Linked DNA regions of Homo sapiens: region 2 is linked to region 1. A link is an interaction called in ENCODE POLR2A ChIA-PET data of the cell type or tissue named here. Cell type or tissue: OCI-LY7. All regions are shown on one strand. Links, peaks and the distances in the headings refer to the core of each region. The heading gives the core; the rest is flanking DNA.

Evidence for each region. ChIA-PET counts read pairs that join two places held together with the same protein. Peaks named below come from ENCODE experiments on the same cell type or tissue, not always from the same donor. Only the 100,000 strongest peaks of a DNase experiment are listed, where the experiment ranks them.
Region 2: POLR2A ChIA-PET joins it to region 1 with 5 read pairs; 2 of 35 experiments call an interaction of 5 or more read pairs at or near these places.

Annotation. Positions count from the first base shown.
Region 1 is chr11:129,910,101-129,917,014 of GRCh38, forward strand. PRDM10 (PR/SET domain 10) reads right to left here. Exons shown (of 21, transcript NM_199437.2): 16 at 5,560-5,760; 17 at 4,604-4,918; 18 at 1,985-2,125; 19 at 376-556. Among named protein-coding and RNA genes, the nearest start is that of NFRKB, 18 kb to the left of the region's middle. In OCI-LY7, for the core only: no CTCF peak of the experiment used is centred there; no DNase peak of the experiment used is centred there.
Region 2 is chr11:130,038,583-130,045,496 of GRCh38, forward strand. No RefSeq gene overlaps it. Among named protein-coding and RNA genes, the nearest start is that of APLP2, 28 kb to the right of the region's middle. In OCI-LY7, for the core only: no CTCF peak of the experiment used is centred there; a DNase peak (open chromatin) is centred at 3,619.

The DNA of each region.
Region 1 (6,914 bases), core at 604-5,603:
ACCGATACTAATGAGAATATTAATCTTGGCATAGCCAGTGTCTAGTACAGCGATTGATAGACAGGCATTCTACAAATATTGGTGGAAGGGATGACTCAACATAAGCTATATCCAACTATCTTACTATTTAATTTCATAGCTACATTTCCTCCAGCAATATACCTGACGTTTCGAAAATGTCCTATCAGGGTAGCTCTGTGAAAGCGGAATGCTACACCTTGAGTTTTGTCATGAAACCCATTGAAGTACATTCATAGAGAGTGTAAACAATGGCCAAGAGATACTTTAAAAATCTATCACAAGCTGAAGAAATTATGACACATGGCTGGAGATCCCCCACCCCTGACCGACACGGCATCGTCCCTTCTTACTTACAATAGCCACGGAAGGAATTCCAAGCACTGGGCAGGTACGTGTGCTGCACAGAGGAATTCTGCTGCTGCTGCTGCTGCTGCTGCAGAGCCTGCCCCTGTGTGGAAGAACTGCCCTGGATGTGGGAGGGGCTGAGCCCCTGCTGAGCCTGCTGGGCTGAGGGACTCAACGGCTGCCCAGATACCTGGGGAGAAAGAGAAAGCAATGGTAGGGAATTACGAGCTTCTAATATAGTGAAGACTCACAAATAACTGAAGGAAGTACACCAGACTCATATGAATTATAATACTGAAACTATCGTTGCTATTTTTTTTTTCTTTTGAGATGGAGTTTCACTCTTATTGCCCAGGCTGGAGTGCAACGGCATGATCTCGGCTCACCGCAACCTCCGCCTCCTGAGTTCAAGTGATTCTCCTGCCTCAGCCTCGCGAGTAGCTAGGATTACAGGCATGTGCCAACCCACCCAGCTAATTTTGTATTTTTAGTAGAGAAGGGGTTTCTCCAGGTTGGTCAGGCTGGTCTCGAACTCCCGACCTCAGGTGATCCACCCGCCTCGGCCTCCCAAAGTGCTGGGATTACAGGCATGAGACACAACGCCTGGCCTATCATTGCTATTATTAAAAGTAATATTTTAAATAAGAATAAACTCAATGAAAAGCAAGCATAACTATGAAATTCTAATTTGCTTTCAAAGGATTCTCTACCAGAGTATGCAAAAAAATTAATTTCAATCAACTGTTGGAAAGATAAATGAAAGAAAATATAATTACCTACATTCTATAAGTTTAAAAATAATGGGAGGTGAAGTAACTTGCCTGTGTCACAAAGCTAATCTGGAACACAAAATGAAATGAAACCCAAAGTTCATCGTTTCCATTCACCAGTACTGGCAAATCCCACCTGGCTGGTGGAGTTCAGCACAGGTGGGTGAAGAGGCCCACTCCTGATAACAGGATGAGGCCAGCGCTCTCCAGCCTGCCACACTGCAATCCTGCTCCAAACTACCCTCCCAACTTCCTTTCCAAACATCATTTCCTGTGAGTAATCTAAACAGAATAACCCTGTTTTCTATAAATGTACATTTTCCATTGCAGCATGAGCTTCTTCAGATCAGACTGCCTTCCCCAACGACTATGTCAGAACTGTACCCCTCCTTCAAGACCTCAAAGACCACTTCTTCTAAAAAATGTCCTGGATTCCCTCCTAAACCTAATCTCTCCCTCTCTGAACTCTGAGAACTTATCTATGTATCTCAATTCCAGACTCAAGCATACAAACACAGTAACATAAAATATACCATAATACTCCAGAAAGCCACTGTTCCAAATCATAGAAGCCACTTAGCCATTGCATTTAGAATGAAAGCAAAGACCACTGTTGTTTCTAGGATGTCGTACCACAGGACTCTATGAGGGCAGAAGCAGCTAACAGCTTAATATGTGTCCACAATGCCAATATAAAAATTGGAGGCAAAGGTAAGATCCTTTAATAAAAATCCAAAAATAACAGTAGCTGAGGAGACTAGGTCTGAAGAGAATGTCTTCCCTCTCATTAACTCTGATAATCCCTGAAGCCATGATAACACCTCCAAATAGTCTGTGGAGCAGGGTACCTGGGCGGAGGACGGGGCCGAGGCGGTAGGCTCGCTGACCTGGATGTGCTGCACCTGGATGGCGTGCTGGGGGTAGGGCTGAGGATCATGGAGCTGGCCAACATCCACAGTGGACTGCTGTGACTGGTGAGGGGAAGTGGCCTGGAAGGAGAAAAAACAGGCCCAGAAACCAGACATATATTGATTGAAGTTAAGGGAAATCCTTCCAGAGAAAAGGTTCAGTTAAAAACAATATCCTGGCCGGGTGCAGTGGCTCATGCCTATAAACCCAGCAGTTTGGGAGGCCAAAGCGGGTGTATCGCTTGAGCCCAGGAGTTCGAGACCAGCCTGGGCAACATGGCAAAACCCTGTCTCTACAAAAAATACAAAAATTAGTCAGGTGAATGGCCGGGCGCCGTGGCTCACGCCTGTAATCCCAGCACTTTGGGAGGCCAAGGCGGGTGGATCACGAGGTCAGGAGATCGAGACCGTCCTGGCTAACATGGTGAAACCCCGTCTCTACTGAAAATACAAAAAAATTAGCTGGGTGTGGCGGCAGGCACCTGTAGTCCCAGCTACTAGGGAGGCTGAGGCAGGAGAATGGCGTGAACCTGGGAGGCGGAGCTTGCAGTGAGCTGGGATTGCACCACTGCACTCCAGCCTGGGCGACAGAGCGAGACTCCATCTCGAAAAAAAAAAAAAAATTAGTCAGGCAGCAGGGTGCAGTGGCTCACCCCTGTAATCCCAGCACTTTGGGAGGCTGAGGCGGGGGGATCACTTGAGGTCAGGAGTTCAAGACAAGCCTGACCAATGTGGTGAAACCCTGTCTCCACTAAAAATACAAAAATTAGCTGGGTGTGGTGGCGAGCACCTGTAATCCCAGCTACTCAGGAGGCTAAGGCAGAAGAATCACTTGAACCTGGGAGGCAGAGGTTGCAGTGAGCTGAATTCGTGCCACTGGACTCTAGCCCGGGCAACAGAGCGAGACTCCATCTCAAAAAAAAAAAATAGCCAGGCATGGTGGCATGCCTGTAATCCGAGCTACTGATGAGGCTGAGGTGGGAGGAATATCTGAGCCTGGGAGGCGGAGGTTGCAGTGAGCCATGATTGTGCCACTGCACTCCAGCCTGGGTGACAATAGTGAGACCCTGTCTCCAAAAAAAAAAAAAAAAAAAAACCAAAAACAATATCCCAATATATGCCAACAGAAATAGAAGAATGGAAGGGATTTCAGCTCCAATGCTGCACTCGCAGATAGCCCACACCTAGAACACGCCATACAACAGGATAAAAAAAGAGCGTTTAGAGAAATATGCTTCTCACACATAAGCCACTATTAGATTCTGGAAGAGAAGGAGAGAGAGGGAAGATAGTTCCTGACAATAAGCTGAAAAAGAAGTTGTCAGGAATCAAAAATTTCAGTTACATTTAATGATCTACCCTTTATCAATTAAAAGAGATCAAAGAAATTCGTTTTTAGTTTGTCACCATTAACCCACTATGACAGTGGTTCTTAACCTTTTATATATCATAAACATCTTTGAAAAAGTAGCTAAAGTACAGGCCCTTTTTCTAGAACAATGTACCTATACATCATAATTTACAGGCAACTTCAGGGACTCATATAGCTTCCTCCAAAGCCTGAAGTTAAAAACCCTCCATAAGAAAAACAAGACAAAGAATAGTCAACGACAGTGGCAACTTCCAATTTCCTGTCCCCATGTTAGTTTTAAATTTTCAGAGACCAAATGATTTCAAAGCAACAAGTTTGTTCATTTGTGCCTTGGGGACACTTCTCCTCAGTGTAATTAAATGAAACAATAGTTCTGGGAGAATCACTTTCATTTAGTTCCTTAGTCAATAAGAATGAGTTATTCATTATCTGGTAGAAGGAACACAGTTATACCTCTATACTACAAAGGCACTGACTGATATGCAGAGATTGACTCAATTTTTTTTTTTGAGTCCTGTTCTGTCGCCCAGGCTGGAGTGCAATGGTGTGATCTCAGCTCACTGCAACCTCCGCCTCCCAGGTTCAAGCAATTCTCCTGCCCCAGCTTCCTGAGTAGCTGGGATTACAGGCATCCGCCACCATGCCCAGCTAATTTTTGTATTTTTAGTAGAGACGAGATTTTGCCATGTTGGCCAGGCTGGTCTCGAACTCCTGACCTCAAGTGATCTGCCCGCCTCAGCCTCCCAAAAGTGCTGGGATTACAGGCATGAGCCACTGCGCCCAGCCATCAATATTATGCTTTATGACCTCTCTTTGATATAAGACATTTGATACGCAGGTCGTGATTTATCAAACTGGCTCATTACCAAGCAGCCAACCAGGATGGTTAAAGATAAGGATCAGAAGAGGGTCAGAAACAGGTGCTGTGGCTACTGTCCTGCCACAGCACAGGAGGCTTGTATATGCTGGAACCTAAAATTTCCTGACTACTATAGACAGAAATCTCTTACATTGCTAAGGCCAGAGGCCTCATCAGCCTGAAAGGGGAAGGGGCAGTTGTAAAATGCCCAAGGCTCAGAACTTCCACGCAGAAGGACATTACATAGATCCCAGCCCCAGCTCTGAGAATGAGGTGCTAGTGGCAACACGGCATTCATAAGGCAAAGGGAAACCAAGGCACGCAGTACCGAGGCCACTTGAACCACTTGCAGCTGTATGTGCTGAGGCTGCTGGAGGCCAGACGCCGACTGCGACACAGGGATGTACTGAATTCTCTGGTAATCCCCTTGTGGCGTTCGGTAGTCTGTCGTTAAGGTCTGGGACAGTTCTGTCATTGCTTGGGTGAGCAGGTCCGTCGTCACCACAGTCTCTCCAGTGGCGCTGTCTGTAGTCAAAACCGCTGGGGTGGCACTGATCACAGCTGTCGTCAGTGGTGTGTGTATGGTGTTGGAGAGCTGGGCGAACTCTGGATGCTTCTTTCGAATGTGCTGGACCATCTTGGTCTGAAAAAGCAAGGCAAAAAACAAGAATAATTATTAGAATTTGTGATTTTCCGTTTTTCTCATATGTAAATCCTCCAAAGATTCCTAAAGTCTTTTATGTCTTAAAAAAAGAAAAATCAGAGCAACACTGACTCTATGCCTGTACTTCCTGGGGTAACATAATGCTATGAAAGCAGGGAAGAGGGTGGGGAAGAAGTAAAACCTCACCTGACCTCACACCATCAGCAAGGTCTCAATACCCCCCCCAAATAGTACCTGCAGCAATCAATCACAATCCCCCCAGCCAAAATGACCTCCTTTGTAAAGCCACCACGTAACTTTCTATGTGGTGCTTCCAAAAGCCTGAACTCACCAACTGCAAGCACAGAACATTCAAACGTGAGGCCCTCCGCAGGCCAAGGGAAAAGGAAAACAGCCAGCTGCTCGGGCTGCTGTACGGCACTAATTCTGGGGAGGTCCACAGTATCCTCTTTCCATTCTCTGCTGTGCTCTCTGTTTACAGTGACTAGGACAACATCTCTTTCAGTCCCCCGTCAACTCAGAAGGAGCCATCCAGGCCATGTGGATGAGAAGCCACCTTTCCTTAAGAGATTCCTCGCATGGCGGTTTTGACCTTAGCTTTAGTCAGAAACTCCCCCTACCTTGCTGCTGTACTGCTTGGAGCAGTGGGGACAGCAGACGGGAGGGGTGGCGATGGTGCCCGTCAGCTGGGTGTGTGTGCTCAGCATGGGGTCTGGCTCTCCAGGACCAGCGGGTCGGAGCTTCCGAATGCTCGGTGGGAGCTCTGCTCCTGGGTGGTTCTTCAGAATGTGGGCTTTGCGCTTGCTGGCACTTTTATAAACCTGCAAATGTAAGCGCCTTGCCATGAAAGCAGTATACAGTTCCACTTTCTTGCTTAAAGCAAACTAACAATTTCATTATAAGAAAATGAGGAAAAGTATTCATGTAGCCCCAAATAAAATATATTAATATGTATATTAACAGATCTATTGAAGAGCAAGGATATACTACAAATTAGAATAAAATAAGAACATAATGTAGATATGATAGGTTTCTTTCTTTAATCTATAAATCTAAGATAATAACTGTGAAAATACCCTTTATCCTAAAGTTTAAAATTTGGATATGATACACAGACAGAGGAAGATAATTGTTTTTAAGGCCCATCCACCTCATATGAGAGCTGCCTGTGAAAGCTCTCATATGATGTACGCAGCTGAAGACCAGGAGCCAGAGAATCTTCCAAATGGCAACGTCAATAGCAACTGCTATCTATAGTGGGGAATCTATGTTAAAAAATGTTTCTCACTTTTAAGCTGATATAGCTACATTATATAAGGAAAGGATGGCTGGGTGTGGTGGCTCATGCCTATAATCCCAGCACTTTGGGAGGCCGAGGCGGGCGATCACCTGAGGGTGGATCATCCTGGCCAACATGGTGAAACCCTGTCTCTACTAAAAATACAAAAATTAGTTGGGCGTGGGGGCTGGCGCCTGTAATCCCAGCTACTCCAGAGGCAGAGGCAGGAGAATCGCTTGAACCCAGGCGGAAGTTGCAGTGAGCTGAGATCATGCCACTGCACTCCAGCCTGTGTAACAGAGCAAGACTCCATCTCAAAAAGTAAGAAAGGATATTACAGTGGAATAATAAATATATATTCTGTGTCTTTTCTGTAACTACATGAAAATAATGCAATAGTACAAGTAGAGTACTCCACCACAAAGCTTTCCCAACCCCCTCCACCTTATAGAAACCCCAAAACTACCATATATGTTATAGGTCATGATAAATGCTCTCATTTTAGAGCCTAGGAATTTGAAATTAATTCATACACTAAGCACTAGTAATAAACCTCTTCTTGTGTAACAAAAATCACAGAGAGAAGGGACAGTAAGAAAAATGAAGTCAACTATTTCTTAAGAAAAAAATTTGGCTTAAAATAAGGCTGTATTTCTAGTCCTTTCTTGTCTGAATGGAGACTACTGAGAGACAGGT
Region 2 (6,914 bases), core at 1,193-6,192, 130 kb after region 1:
GAAGAGCAAATGGGCATGAGAGATCTTTTTGGGCTGATGGAAATGTTCTAAAATTGGATTGTGGTGAGGGGTGCACAACCGTAGATCGACTAAAAATTATTGAATAGTACACTTAAAATTGTGACATTATTTGGTGTAGAAATTATACCTCGCTGGGCACGGTGGCTCACACCTGTAATCCCAGCACTTTGGAAGGCTGAGGCGGGCAGATCACCTGAGGTCAGGGGTTTGAGACCATCCCGACCAACATGGTGAAACCCCAGCTCTACTAAAAATACAAAAATTAGCTGGGCATGGTGGCATGCGCTGTAGTCCCAGCTACTTGGGAGGCTGAGGCAGGAGAATCGCTTGAACAGGTGAGGCAGAGCTTGCAGTGAGCCAAGATGGCGCCACTGCACTCCAGCCTGAGCGACAGAGCAAGGCTCTGTCTCAAAAAAAAAGAAAAAGAAAATAAAAAGAAAAAGAAAGAAATTATACCCCAATGAAGCTGTTTTTAAAAACCCACCAGCACATAGGAGGCTCTCAATATTGTAGCAAATAGCTGACATTTAGTACATGCTTATTGGTAAACAAGCACTACTTTAAGCATGCCACATGTGATTTTGCTCAATTTAACTCATTTCTTTTCTTTTCTTTCTTTCTTTCTTTTTTTTTTTTTTTTTTTTTTTTGAGACAGAGTCTTGCTTGTCACCCAGGCTGGAGTGCAGTGACATGATCTCGGCTCACTGCAACATCTGCCTCCTGGATTCAAGCCATTTTCCTGCTTCAGCCTCCCCAGTAGCTGGGATTACAGGCATGCACCACCATGTCCAACTAATTTTTGTATTTTTAGTAGAGACGGGGGTTTCACCATGTTGGTCTGGCTGGTCTTGAACTCTTGACCCTGTGATCCACCCGCCTCAGCCTCCCAAAGTGCTGAGATTACAGGCATGAGCCACCGGCTCAAAGCAGTGTTTCAGAAACTTAAGTCTTTCAAATGCCACTTTCACTATTTTTTTTTTCCATAATGGCTACTTACCACCTGTACAATCAATTGTTAACCTAACGTTTTTATTTAAACCCACTTGGTTTTTAAAAAACTTATAAATGAGGCCAGGTGCTGGTGGTTCACACCTGTAATCCTAGCACTTTGGAAGACCAAGGCAAGTGGATCACTTGAGCTCAGGAGCTCAACACCAGCCTGGGCAATATGGCGAGACCCCCATCTCTGCAAAAAATGCAAAAATTTGCCGCGGGAGGCTGAGGTGGGAGGACTGCTTGAGCCCAGGAAGTCGAGGTTGCAGTGAGCCACGATCGTGCCACTGTACTCCAGGCTGGGTGACAGAGTGAGGCCCTGTCTCAAAAAACAAACAAAAAACCTTACAAATAAAAAACAGATTTTAGGCCAGGCACAGTGGCTCACGCCTGTAATCCCAGCACTTTGGGAGGCCGAGGCGGGCGGATCACGAGGTCAGGAGATCCAGACCATCCTGGCTAACACGGTGAAACCCCGTCTCTACTAAAAATACAAAAATGTAGCCGGGCATGGTGGTGGGCGCCTCTAGTCCCAGCTACACGGGAGGGTGAGGCAGGAGAATCGCTGGAACCCGGGAGGCAGAGGTGGCAGTGAGCTGAGATTGCACCACTGCACTCCAGCCTGGCAACAGAGCGAGACTCCGTTTCAAAAAACAAACAAACAAACAAACAAACAAACAAACAAACAAAAAACACCGATGTCTATGGTAAATGGAAAGTCACTACAGTCACGCGCCAGATAACGTTTCAGTCAACTACAGGCCGCGTATGCGATGGTGGTCACGTAAGATTATAGAGGGGTCTTTCCTTTCTGCGCCCCGGGAGACCTCGGCGTTGCCACGGGCTGCGCCCCCGGTGTTGCTGGAACTGCAAGAACGAATTTGCACCCCAAGCCTCGGTTCCGCTGGGGGCTGGGGAGTGTCCCCGAGGCCAACACGTGTATCTTTGACCTGGGACGGAAGAAGGCAAAAGCCTTCCCCCTCTGGCCACATGGTGAGATCCCTACCTGGTGTCGGATGAACGCGAGCCGCTCCACTCTGCAGCCGGGGAAGCTGCGCACATTTATGTCAAGCGCACGGTCAAAGTGGTGGCCGGGACGCTCTCACCTCCCAGGGCTTCCCCACCCCGTCCGCGTCATCCTCAATACAAGGTCTCGTCCTGCGCTGGGGCTGCAGGCTCCAGACAGGCCTGCAGGTGCCTGTGGAAAGCCCCCGCGGCCGGGGCCAGGTTCGCAGGGGCCGGGTTGTCAAGTCCGTCCGCACCAAACCGCGGAACACGGAGCACATGACTGTGCAGGGCCAAGGACAGGTTCCCGGCGCCAGAAGACCCAGGTGTCGGAGACTGGGCTTTGCCACCTTCGATTCGGATGAATTTGAAGACATGTGGCTGAGAAGCGGCTCATCCCAGATGGCTGTAGGGTCCGATACATCCCCACTCGCGGCGCCCTGGGCAAGTATCGGACTCTGAGCTCATGAGAGATTCCACTGTGCTGTCCCCTCCTAATGCTCATTAATAAATCCTACTTCCTGTCAAAAAAAAAAATTGGCCCAGCGCGGTGGCTTACGCCTGTAATCCCAGCACTTTGGGAGGCCGAGGCGGGCGGATCACTTGAGGTCGGGAGATCGAGACCAACCTGACCAATATGTTGAAACCCCGTCTCTACTACAAATACAACAATTAGCTGGGTGTGGTAGCGGTCGCCTGTAATCCCAGCTGCTGGGAAGGCTGAGGCAGGAGAATCACTTGAACCTGGGAGGCAGAGGTTGCAGTGAGCCAAGATCGTGCCACTGCACTCCAGTCTGGACTACAGAGAAAGACTCCGTCTCAAATAAAAAATAAAAATTTAAAAATTTTTCAAAAATTTAAAAGTTAATGTATTATTGAAGAAATAAAATTTTTAAAATAAATTTAATGTAGCCTAAGTATAGTGCACAGAATGCCCCAGGCCTTCACATCGCCTCACTGCCCGCTCATTGACTCACCCAACTTCCAGTCCTGTAAGCTCCAGTCATGGAAAGTGCCTAGACAGGTGTTCCTTTATAAAAAAAAACTTTCTTTTTTTTTTTTTTTTTTTTTTGAGACGGAGTCTCGCTCTGTCGCCCAGGCTGGAGTGCAGTGGCGCGATCTCGGCTCACTGCAAGCTCCGCCTCCCGGGTTCACGCCATTCTCCTGCCTCAGCCTCCCGAGTAGCTGAGACTACAGGAGCCCGCAACCACTCCTGGCTAATTTTTTGTTTTTGTTTTTGTTTTTGTTTTTTAGTAGAGACGGGGTTTCACCGTGTTAGCCAGGATGGTCTCGATCTCCTGACCTCGTGATCTGCCGGTCTTGGCCTCCCAAAGTGCTGGGATTACAGGCGTGAGCCACCGTGCCCGCCCCCAAAAAAAGTCTTTCATTTGGCATTTTTACTGTACCTTTTCTATGTTTAGATACACAAATACTTACCATTGTGTTACAATTGCCTGCAGTATTCAGCACTGTGCGGTATACACGCAGGAAGGTAGCCTGGGAACCATAGGCTGTATCATACAGCCTGGATGTGTAGTAGGCTGTGCCATCTGGGTTTGTGTAAGTGCACTCTAGGATGTTTGAACAATGATGAAATCACCTGATGATGCGTTTCCCAGACATATCCTGTTGTTCAGCAACGCATGACTGTACAGTGTACAGTGAAAATAAGCACGAGGAAGGCCAAATGGTCTTAGTTTGTGGATGGATGCTGTTGCCTAAAGAAGGCTTGCTCTCTCTCTGAGTAGGGACAGAAAGGAGGCTAAGCGTGAGAGAGGCGGCTTTGCCATACTAGATGCAATCACACTGGAGACCGGGGTCCACGGTCGAGAACAGAGAAGCGCTTTCGCATTTCCCGCTGTTCCGCAGAGCTGAAAGACTGAGGCCAGACACCTCCTCAGGGCTTATCACGGTGGCTCACCTGCTCCTGCGGCTTCATCATCATCCAGTCAGAGTCCGTGGAAGCGGAGCTGGAGATGCTGGGGATAGGGGTTGGGGTCGGGTGGCAGGTAGCATGACGTGGAGGTTCAGTGAGGGGCCTGGGAGAATTGCTGAGAATGGGATAGTCCGAAAGGCGCGGCTCGCAGCCTGTGGAGTGTGAGGGGACCTGGGGAGCCCAGTGTGCACCCCGTAGAGTTTGGATGTGTATGACCCTAATCGTGACCCCTAGGAATGGGAGCTGAGGGACAGTTGAAGTGGTCAAGCCCTGGTGACCCTCCCATGTCGGGGAACTGCACAGCTCACCAAAAAACTCACCCTCACACTGCCATGAGAGTCTGAACTCGGATTCCTGGACAAGCGGGCATCAGCAGCCAGGGAGGGGCCGTGCGGCCCAGAGAGGACCACAGGGCATCTCTTGTGGAGGGGGGCATGTGTTCCCTTCCCCGGAGGAGAAAGGAACCTAGAGGGATGCAGAAGGGCACCAGGCAAACACTAATTTGGATATGAAATTAAAAATTTAAACGACACTGGCTTTTTCTGGTAACTAAAACTGATCAGATATTTATGGGCTCTGCCCAAGAGGTAGTTAAGAGAAACTTACCTTTCCTCAAGTTAATGGCTTACCAAGAATATGGGAAATATTTGGAAAGAGGGAATAATCTTTCTTCCCTACAATGAGAGAGAGATTGAGTATGTGGAAGGTGGTAGTTAAAGAAAGTGAAATATTTCTTTTGCTACTCCATTTGATTCAGACTGTTCAGTCAATTGGGGAGAGAAGGATTAAAACAATTTCAAAATATTTCATTTTTGTACCCTGCCATTCAACTAATGCCTGTTATTGTAATATCTAAAATTATCTTTGATATCTGCTATATTTTGGGAAACTCTGCTCTAGGGGAAGTGAAGAGTTGCTCCCGGCCCCACCCTCCAACCCTGGGGTTGCCAGCGAAGGTACTGAAAGATGTGGGGTAGAATGGTGTCTAACCTGTTTCTCTTCTCAATCTTCAGCAACCTTTGTCTACCTTTTATACTTGACCAAAATGACCATTTTCTCTCCATTTATATTTTCCTCTCTTTTTAACCACAGAGCCACCAGCGTTCCAGCTTGTTATTTCCTCTTTCTGTTTTCCTCATTTGCTCTGTTTCTCTTCCCTCTTCCTGATTTCTTGATGCTTGCCTTTCGTTGGTCAGCAAGGGAGAAGTTTGCCCAACAGACTTTACTCTCCACTGACCGTTCTTAGGGCAAAATGAAAACCCCAGGCTGGAGCTGCCCAAGGCACTGTGAGAGGCAGTGCATCAGCCGGGTGCAAAATCTCCCGCCTGCAAAGCCAGGGGTGAAAGCCAGGCTGTGATTTCAGGTTCAGCCTCTTGTTAACTATTCAGCCTTGGGCAAGTCTCAACTTCTTTTTTTTTTTTTTTTTTTCCCAAGGAAGAAGAATTTTTCTTAGTACAGCACAAAATGAAAAGTCTCCCATGTCTACCTCTTTCTACACAGACACGGCAACCATCCGATTTCTCAATCTTCTCCCCACCTTTCCCCCCTTTCTATTCCACAAAACCGCCATTGTCATCATGGCCCGTTCTCAATGAGCTGTTGGGTACACCTCCCAGACGGGGTGGTGGCCGGGCAGAGGGGCTCCTCACTTCCCAGTAGGGGCGGCCGGGCAGAGGCGCCCCTCACCTCCCGGACGGGGCGGCTGGCCGGGCGGGGGGCTGACCCCCCACCTCCCTCCCGGATGGGGTGGCTGCCAGGCAGAGGCGCTCCTCACTTCTCAGATGGGGCGGCCGGGCAGAGACACTCCTCACTTTCCAGACGGGGTGGTGGCCGGGCAGAGGGGCTCCTCACTTCCCAGTAGGGGCGGCCGGGCAGAGGCGCTCCCCACATCTCAGACGATGGGCGGCCAGGCAGAGACGCTCTTCACTTCCCAGACGGGGTGGCGGCCGGGCAGAGGCTGCAGTCTCGGCACTTTGGGAGGCCAAGGCAGGCGGCTGGGAGGTGGAGGTTGTAGCGAGCCGAGATCACGCCACTGCACTCCAGCCTGGGCAACATTGAGCACTGAGTGAGCGAGACTCCGTCTGCAATCCTGGCACCTCGGGAGGCCGAGGCAGGCAGATCACTTGCGGTCAGGAGCTGGAGACCAGCCCGGCCAACACGGCGAAACCCCGTCTCCACCAAAAAAATACGAAAACCCGTCAGGCGTGGCGGCGCACGCCTGCAATCGCAGGCACTCTGCAGGCTGAGGCAGGAGAACCAGGCAGGGAGGTTGCAGTGAGCCGAGATGGCAGCAGGACAGTCCAGCTTCAGCTCTGCATCAGAGGGAGACCGTGGAAAGAGAGGGAGAGGAGGGAGAGGAGGGAGAGGAGGGAGAGGAGGGAGACGGGAGAGGAAGTCTCAACTTCTTGAATGATGTTTCTCCATCTGTTAGGTGGGATTAATAATAATACCTGCTTCCTAGACTTCTTAGGAAACTCAAATGAGGTGACATGAAAATACACATCATAGATTTCTAGAAAAAAGTTTCCTTTTATTGTTATTATTTTATTTATTTATTTATTTATTTATTTATTTATTTCCAGAGATGGAGTCTCACTCTATCACCCAGGAGGCAGGAGTGCAGTGGTGCGATCTCGGCTCACTGAAACCTATGCTTCTGGGGTTCAAGTGATTCTCCTGCCTCAGCCTTCCAATTAGCTGGGACTACAGACGCAAGCCACCATGCCTGGCTAATTTTTCGTATTTTAGTAGAGATGGGGTTTCACCGTGTTGCCCAGGCTGGTCTCCAACTCTGGAGCACAGGCAATCTGCCTGCCTTGGCCCCCCAGATTGCTAGGATTATAGGCGTGAGCCACCACGCCCAGCCATGCTGGTGGTTTTTGATGGAACGTTTTTTAAAAAATAATTTTTCTTTTTCTTTACTTTTTTATTTTTTAGAGACAGAGTCTCACTCTGTTGC